Linked DNA regions of Homo sapiens: region 2 is linked to region 1. A link is a contact called in ENCODE Hi-C or POLR2A ChIA-PET data. All regions are on one chromosome and are shown on one strand. Each heading gives the region's core, a stretch centred on a gene start or an enhancer-like site at or near the end of the contact. The rest is flanking DNA. Distances are from core to core; before and after follow the strand shown.

The links. Hi-C counts contacts between places; a loop is a spot of excess contacts on that map. ChIA-PET counts read pairs that join two places held with the same protein, here RNA polymerase II (POLR2A). Pooled maps may share reads with other maps.
Region 2: a pooled map shows a loop between it and region 1 (3-fold over the local background). The contact joins the promoter of TBC1D25 here to the enhancer-like site in region 1. A Hi-C loop is called at or near these places in 3 of 50 pooled maps. POLR2A ChIA-PET finds 5 or more read pairs at or near these places in 4 of 52 experiments (Panc1, WTC11, activated T-cell and 1 more).

Annotation. Positions count from the first base shown.
Region 1 is chrX:48,629,374-48,633,860 of GRCh38, reverse strand. The region is part of intron 1 of LOC107985695 (a long non-coding RNA gene); the gene reads right to left. Among named protein-coding and RNA genes, the nearest start is that of WDR13, 34 kb to the right of the region's middle. RefSeq lists an enhancer at 1,964-2,033. Within about 2 kb of position 2,005, at least 2 of the 41 ENCODE cell types and tissues checked have a DNase peak (open chromatin) inside an H3K27ac peak, as active enhancers do.
Region 2 is chrX:48,537,120-48,541,684 of GRCh38, reverse strand. TBC1D25 (TBC1 domain family member 25) reads right to left here and starts at 1,971. Exons shown (of 6, transcript NM_002536.4): 1 at 1,765-1,971; 2 at 243-352. The coding sequence starts at 1,887. RefSeq lists enhancers at 1,316-1,816, 1,817-2,317 and a silencer at 1,811-2,030.

The DNA.
Region 1 (4,487 bases), core at 756-3,255:
TTCTCAAAAGAAGACCTACAAATGACAAGCAGGCATAGGAAAAGGTGCTCAATGTCACTGATCATCAGAGAAATGCAAATCAAAACTACAATGAGATACCATCTCACCCCAGTTAAAATGGCTTCTATCCTGCCAGGCACGGTGGCTCATGCCTGTAATCCCAGCAATTTGGGAGGTGGAGGTGAGCGGATCACCTGAGGTTGGGAGTTTGAGATCAGCCTGACCAACATGGAGAAACCCCGTCTCTACCGAAAATACAAAATTAGCCGGGTGTGGTGGTGCATGCCTGTAATCCCAGCTACTGGGGAGGCTGAGGCAGGAGAATCGTTGGAACCCGGGACGCGGAGGTTGTGGTGAGCTGAGATCGCATCATTGTACTCCAGCCTGGGCAACAAGATGGAAACTCAGTCTCAAAAAAAAAAAAAGGGGGGGCCGGGCGCGGTGGCTCACGCCTGTAATCCCAGCACTTTGGGAGGCCTAGGCAGGCAGATCACCTGAGATCAGGAGTTTGAGACCAGCCTGGCCAACATGGTAAAACCCCGTCTCTACTTAAAAAAACAAAAATTAGCCAGGCGCGGTGGCGGGTCTGTAATCCCAGCTACCCGGGAAGCTAAGGCAGGAGAATTGCTTGAACCTGGGAGGTGGAGGTTGCAGGGAGCCGAGATCAAGCCACTGCACTCCAGCCTGGGAGACAGAGTGAGACTGTCTCAAAAGTAAATAAATAAATAAATATAAATAAAATTGTAAAATATGCATTCACAAGTTAGTGTTACTGGAAAACTGCATGTTATGTAACAGTATGTACAGAAGTGAAAAAGTACAACCAAAATGATATATCACCAAAATTAAAAACACAAAAATTTAAGATAAAAACAAAATGACACGTACAAGTAAACCGTTTTTTTTAATTTATGTAAATATAAACACGGACATTTAGAAATATACACATTGAAAGGACAGAGATGAGAAATTATTCCTTGGGTGTTGGGTGTCTGTTTGCCATTTATTTCTATAATGTAGTTCCCTCTTTTCTGAAAAACTTGCAACCAACGTGGATGACTTTTCCAAAGAGAAGAGGGACCCAGCATGGTGGCTCATGCCTGTAATCCCAGCACTTGGGAGGTCGAGGCAGGTGGATCATCTGAGGTCAGGAGTTCGAGACCAACCTGGCCAACATGGCAAAACCCCTATCTCTATTAAAAATACAAAATTAGGTGAGTGTGGTAGCAGGCACTTGTAATCCCAGCTACTTAGCAGGCTGAGGCAGGAGAATTGCTTGAATCCCGGAGGCGGAGGTTGCAATGGGCCAGGATCGCGCCACTGCACTCCAGCCTGGGTGAGAGAGTGAGACTCCGTCTCAAAAAACAAACAAACAAAAAAACACAGAAGAGAAAACACTCTCTGAAATGGAAGTAAAGGGACTAGAAAACAATGGGAAGCTATTTAGTAGTAGGGGAAAGGGCTATTTTCCAATGGCGAGTGACAAAACCACAAGGCAAAACTGTCCCTCCCCCTCCAACTGGAGTCCATACAGGGACGCATGCACACGGGCACACGTGTGTCCCTCTGTGAGCGTTGTATGGTGCACACTGATAGACTGATGGGGACCCTCTGACCATTCCTGTGAGGACTTGAGCCAAAAAGCTACTTCTCTCTTGGCACACCTGGCCTAGCCCAGTGTGCTTTTGAAACTCTAGGAACCATTGGAGTCCACTGGAGGGCTTCTGAAAACACCAACTGCTGGGCCCCAGGCCCACAGCTTCTGATTCAGTGGGTCATGGGTGGGGCCTGGGAGTATGCATTTTTAATAGATTCCCAGCGAGGCAGCTGCTGCCTGCCAGGGAACCCCACTTTGGGAACCACTGGACTAGTGTCTGGGTCAGCGAATAGAGGAGGCCACCCGGAGGCCAGAAGGTGCCTGAGGCCCTGGGCTTCATGGCTGGTGGCTGGAGATGCCCTCCTCCAGGCCTGGAGCTTCCTCAACCTGACAACTTGCCAATAAGGGAAATGGGCGCGATCTAACGTGCCGCGAACTAGTGCAGACTCACAGCCTAGGTCGAGTAGGAATGGAATTCTAGAAATGATATATGCCAAGAGTTTGCAGTGTAGACCTCAGAATCATCTCAGATTCAAAGAGGAAACCAAACGACTGCAGCAGCAGCAGCAGCAGCAGCAGCAGCAGCAGCAGGGAACAGGTTGGCTACAGAGCCAGTGGTCACACCCGGCTTTCTGCAGCCTTTCTGGCTCCGCAGCATTTTTTTCAGAGCTTAAGGGCGGGAGGAGATGCTGTATATTTAGGGGTGGAGTGAGGAATAGCGGAGCATTCCGGCATTTCTGGAGTAACACTGCCCCCAAGAGCAATCTGTGATAAAGCCTCAAGCTATGTGGACAAACAACATGAAAGGCGAGGTAATGAAAAAAAGATCCAGAAAGATCCAGCAGCCAACTTGACGATCCTCGCTGATTGAAGATTAAAGCACTATGAGCGCAGCTAGGTTCAAATAGCGGTTCTGCCACTTACTCACTTTGTGACCCTGGGCAAATTAGTCAACTTCCCTGTGCCTCAGTTTCCCCTACTTGTACTTCATGGGGGATTAATGAACTAATATATGGAAAGTATTCAAAGCATTTCTGCTGACTACAGAAACTCTTTACAATTCTCCCAGAAATAATCCAGGTCATCATGCATTTGCCCACATTCCATCTTTGTCAGGAATTGTAGGCCAAAATGTTCTTTTTTTATTTTAATTTAATTTTAATTTTTTTTTGAGATGGAGTCTCCCTCTGTCTCCCAGGCTGGAGTGCAGTGGCGTGATCCGGGCTCACTGCAACCTCCACCTCCCAGGTTCAAGGAATTTTCCTGCCTTAGCCTCCCGAGTAGCTGGGATTACAGACGCCCGCCAACATGCCTGGCTAGTTTTTATGTTTTTTTAGTAGAGACGGGGTTTTGCCGTGTTGCCCAGGCTGGTCTCCAACTTCTGACTTCAGGTGATCCGCCTGCCTCGGCCTCCCAAAGTACTGGGATTGTAGATGTGAGCCACTGCAACCGGCCCAAAATGTACTCTTTTTTTTTTTTTTTTTTTTTTGAGGCAGTCTCACTCTGTCGCCCAGGCTGGAGTGCAGTGGTGCGATCTCGGCTCACTGCAAGCTCCGCCTCCTGGGTTCACGCCATTCTCCTGCCTCAGCCTCCCGAGTAGCTGGGACTACAGGTGCCCGCCACCACGCCCGGCTAATTTTTTGTATTTTTAGTAGAGATGGGGGTTTCACCGTGTTAGCCAGGATGGTCTCGATCTCCTGACCTCGTGATCCGCCCGCCTCCGCCTCCCAGAGTGCTGAGATTACAGGCGTGAGCCACCGCGCCCGGCCAATGTACTCGTTTTTTAAAGACAATGCTTAGTTATAGTTCTCCACAATTAAACCCAGCACAGTGGCCAGGAGTGGTGGCTCATGTAATCCCAGCACTTTGGGAAGCCAAAAGGATCACTTGAGACCAGGAGTTCGGGACCAGCCTGAGCAATATAGGGAGACACCCACCCCCCCCACCTGTCTCTATTTTCAAAAATAAAATAGGCCAGGTGCAGTGGTTCAATGCCTCTAATCCCAACATTTTGGGAAGCTGAGGAGGGAGGATTGCTTGAGTCCAGGAGTTTGAGACCAGCCTGGGCAACATGTTGAGGTCCCATTGCTACCAAAATTTTTTAAAAATTAGCCAGGTGTGGTGGTGCATGCCTGTAGTCCCAGCTACTTGGGAGACTGAGGTGGGAGGATCACTTGAGCCCAGGAAGTCAAGGCTCCAGTGAGCTGAGATCATGCCACTGCACTCCAGCGTGGGTGACAGAGCAAAGACCCTGTCTCAAAACAAACAAATAAATAAAATACAGTAAAATAAAATTATAATAAAATAATATAAAATATAAAGACATTAGTTGGGTGTGGTGGTTCGTGCCTGTAGTCTCAGCTACTCAAGAAGCTAAGGTGGAAGGATCGCTTGAGCCCAGGAGTTCAAAGCTGCACAATGAGCTATGAGCACACCAGTGCACTCCAGTCTGGGCGACAAAGTGAGACGCTGTCTCTAAAAAAATTTTTTTTAATTAAATTAAAATAAAAGAAATTTTTAAGGTCAGGTCTGGCTTTTTTTAAAAAAAAGTCATGAGTCATACTCTCAATATAGGCATAGAACACTGTTTACAGCTTTTGCCTCCATAAAATTATTTTTCTGTTATGGAAAATTTCAAGCGTATAAAAAAGTAGAGAGAACAATACAATAAATCTCCATGTAGTCATCACCTAGTTCAACATTTATCAATTCACAGCCAATGTTGTTTCTTTTATGTCCTCTACCCACATCCCCACTGGATTATTTTGAAGCAACACCCAGATATTACATCATTTTACCCATGAATCTCTCAAGATGTTGCTGTAAATGATAAGAACTTTTCCTTTTTTTGTTTTTTTTTTTTGAGACAGAGTCTTGCTCTGTTGCCAGG
Region 2 (4,565 bases), core at 722-3,221, 92 kb after region 1:
TCTCAAAATATCTTATTGTATGTAATATTTGCAGACTGAGGTTGACCATGGGTAACTGAAACTGCAGAAAGCAAAACCACAGACAAAAGTAGACTACTGTGCTCCAAGACATGCATACGTGGCTGTTCACTGTGGGATTATTTGTAGTAGTAAAATAAACAAAAACCCTACCAAACAAAGGCCAGATAGCCACTGTAGAGGTCGGTGGCCCACTGGCCAGTCCCCAGCATCTTCCCACTCACCCACTCAAATCAAAGGCTCGGATGAGGATGTGCTGCAACACGTCGAGCGAGGTGATCTGGGGATCTACAGCAAAAGAGCGGAACTCTGGCGGCAAGAAGCTCTCACATTTCTGGGGAGAGAAGACATGGGGTAGGCCACCAGGGGCCCCATCACCATGCTGAAGAGTGAGGTGCAGAGTGGTAGAAGGCAAAGTCAGAGAGGTGCCAGGGGCCAGATCAAGGCAGGTGTTCTGGACCACAGGGTCCAGTGAGGAGGAGGCTACTGCAAGAGTTCAGGCCCCCAATCCTTCTTCTATATCCCTTCAACTATGGTTGCCAGAATCACCGTGTCCAGTCTGGCTCCTGTTAAATCAGTCCTCTATGGTGCTGTAACCAATCTAACACATCTACCTACAACACTCCCCTGCTTCAATCTCTTCAATGGCAACCCTAGAGTCCCAGCAAGCGGGCCTATGGGGCCCCAGCCAGCCTCTCACCAGGTTTTTTGAACTTTACACTCTAGTAGTACCAAACTGTTAGAAGTTACCTTGAAACCATCCTGACTCCAGGCCATTGATTGTGCTGATCCCCTGTCTGGAACATCCCTCCCACTTTCTTCACGTGGTTCACGCCCAGCTCAGGCATCATCTTTTTTCTGAATGTCAAACTTCTACCTTAGAGCTCTATTACACTGAAGTGATGTGTGGACCCTCTTATCACTGCCAGTGCCACTGGTTGGTCGGAGCCACCATCATTGTTTACTGGAACTATGGCAACAGCGTTCTTCCTCAGCATACACACCAAAGGCCCTTGGCGATCTGTCTCTGTCTTAGCGCTCTGATTCACCTCCTACCACTCTTCCCCTCATTCTCTCCACTCCAGCAATCAGGAACCTACGGGAACATGCCAGGCTCATTCCCATCCTCTAGTCTTTGCCCTTGCTATTCCTTCTGCCTAGAATACTCTTCCCTTCTAATATGCACATGGCTGACTCCTTTTATTCGGGTCTCTGCTCCTTCAATACCTCCTCTGGGGATTTCCCTGTACAACCTTGGCTAACGTGACTCCCTATTTCATAACCTTTTTCATTATTTTAGTGTCCGAAGCATCTCATTTCTTTAGTTGTCTCCACCCACGAGCCTGTCAGCTCATCAAAGTGGGAACTTGCACATAAGTGCACTCTCAACACATGGGTTGACTGACTCCAGAGCCAGCACCTTCTCATTCCTCAGAGCCCCACCCTCAACTACTGCGGCCCCTCCTCCAGCCCCATAGCCCCTCCCCTTTGTCTATAAGCTCCACCCATTCATCCCATAGACCCCCGCCTCGTCCCTCTATTTTCAGTCCCACGCCCCAAGGTACGTCGCTAACGCTCTCAGGCTCTCAGGCCCTCCCTACCCCTCGCCATCATCACTTGGCCCTCAAGCTTCGCCGCTCAGGTTATGTCCGAAATCTCAGGTCCCGCCCTCCATCCTATGACAGCCACCGCCTCCCCCTCCCCTGGGATGCCTCGGCGGCTGGGCCGACTCACCGCCAGCCTCACCTTGACTCGGACCCGCACCACCTCTCGCTCCTCCTCCTCAGCGGCCGCCGCCGCCTGAGCTCCCACACCGGGCGGGGGCGCTCCGGAGCCAGACAAGTCCGAGGCCCCGGAGGCTGTTGCCATCCCGCCGCCGCCCGTCTCAGGGTGACGGCTGACCGTTGCCCCCCACCCCGGCGCACACTCTACTGTACTGACGCCCGCCGCCCCACCTCGTGCCGGGGCGCAGGCGCAGAGGGCGCCGCGCGACCCTACCCCCCACCGTCCCTCCCACCTGGCCCTGCCTGGAGGTCGCCTCTGCGCCTGCGCCTAGAGTGCTGTTGCCAGGAGCCCCGCCCCCAAAAGTCGGGCATTTTGCTCTATTTCAGCTAGCGTGCAGACGCCTACTGAGGCCCCGCCTCCCCCAGCCCCGTGGTTTGGTTGTTTTGACAGCATACTTCCGGATTCACGGAGGTGTTAAACTGACGCCTCGTTCGCCAAGAGAAGGGGGCGGGGAAAGGAAGAGGCTGCGTGATGACGTCAGGCCCACACCCCGCCTCAAGTTGCCTCACGCCTCTGCTGGCAGATGATGTCATCTATTTCAAATACCAGTGGCCCTCGCTTCAAATGAATCCACTGAACAGAAAAAAATCCTTTTTTTTTTTATTTTTTTAGGCAGGGTCTCGCTCTGTCATCCAGGTTGGAGTGCAATGGCGCGATCACAGCTCACTGTAGCCTCAAAGTGAGCTATGATCAAGCGATCCTCCTGCCTCAGCCTCCCAAGAGCTGGGACTACAGGCGCGTGCTACCACGCCCAGCCAATTTTTGTATATCTTGTATAAACAGGGTTTAGCTGTGTTGCCCAGGCTAGTCTCGAACTCCTGACCTCAAGTGATCCACCCGTCTCGGCCTCTCAAAGTGTTGGGATTACAGGTGTGAGCCACAGCCCTCGGGTAAAGTGTTTTTAAAAATATACTCAGCAGGGTGCAGTGGCTCACGCCTTATAATCTCAGCACTTTGGGAGGCCGAGGCGGGCTGATCGCTTGAGCCCAGGAGTTCTAGACCAGCCTGGGCAACACAGCGAGACCCCGTCTCTAACAAAAAATTAAACAATTAGCTGGACGTGGTGGCGCACACCTGCAGTCCCAGCTACTCGGGAGGCTGAAGCGGCAGGATGGCTGAGCCCAGGAAGTCAAGGCTGCAGTGAGCGGTGATCACACCACTGCCCTAACCTGCACCACAGAGCAAGGCCCTGTTTCAAAAAAAATTAATAATTTATACCCTGACTTAGTAAGGTCAGATAAAACAGGAAAATGGTTTACACATTGTGAAAATTCATGGAGATTTTGTACACTGATGATTTTTGTACTTCCTGTATGAATGTTATACTTCATTAAATAATTTGCCCCCAAAAAACACTATTATGCTCTCTGGAGTTCTAGCTTTTTAGTTTGCCTTTGTCTGAAACTTGACGAGATCATACTTTCCCAAGTTTACACATCTAGGAGGCAAATTTCCAGGTAATTCAACTCCAGGAAGGACACTAATGCTTCTAATTGAAACCCAGGAAGAAGTTAACAATCAAGCCTTCAGAAGGCAGAAAGCGAGACAGACCCAGGGAGCTCAGCAGCATATCTCTAAAGCTCTGCCATTATTGAACCAGCTCAAAGGATCCCCGGTCTTTGTGTCCCTTTTCCAAGTTTCACATTCTCAGATCTTGGGGAATCACTGAATCACTGGAAAAGCCCTCTGTCCAGCTTGGTCTAGAGATTTCTTTGAAACCTGACTAAAATGTTGGTACTGACTGCCAGGGACCAGTTGAAAGAGAAGTGGCCAGGCTCAACTACGAACCAATCAATGGGGCCCAAATGATACCATCTATAAAAGATCAGCTTTTTGGGGTCCCAGAGCAGGGTGGATAATGGATCCGGAAGAGCAAATGGGGAATGCCCAGCAGAGCATGCAAAAGGCTCAGCAATGTGCTGAGCACATAGTTAGTGATCAAAACAATGAATGGAAGAAGCCAAGAATAAATGAAGAAAAATTTTAAAAAATAAACTGAGTCAGGCACAGTGGCTCACACTTGTAATCCCAGCACTTTGGGAGGCCGAAGTGGGAAGATCGCTTGAGCCGGGGAGTTTGAGACCAGCCTGGGCAACATAGGAAGACCCTGTCCCTACAAAATTAAAAAAAAAAAATTAGCTGGGTCTGATGGTGCGCACCTGTGCTCCTAGCTATTCGGGAGGCTGAGGTGGGAGGATTACTTGAGCCTGGGAGGTCCAGGCTGCAATGGAGTTGTGATCACGCCACTACACTCCAGCCTGGGTGACAGAGTGAGAACCTGATTAAAAAAAAAAAAAAGCCCACAAAACTTTGCTTTTGTCTTACCTAATCTTCATAACATGTTAAGGTTGGTCCTGTTCTTAAATGGTGTATGTCTACTAGATATTGGCTGAATTATTGAATATATCTTAGACTCTTCTGAGAAACTTTATATGTGGCAAAATGCAAAAAGGCAGTCTTCCCACTTAATTGCACAACATCCGTGCGGTTTGGACAAAATACAGGCTGCACTTACAAATGTTATTTCTGGCCGGGCACAGTGGCTCACGCCTGTAATCCCAGCACTTTAGGAGGCCGAGGCGGGCGGATTACGAGGTCAGGAGATGGAGACCATCCTGGCTAACACGGTGAAACCCCGTCTCTACCAAAAATACAAAATAATTAGCCAGGCGTGGTGGCGGGCGCCTGTAGTCCCAGCTACTCGGGAGGCTGAGGCAGGAGAATGGTGTGAACCTGGGAGGCGGAGCTTGCAGTGAGCCGCC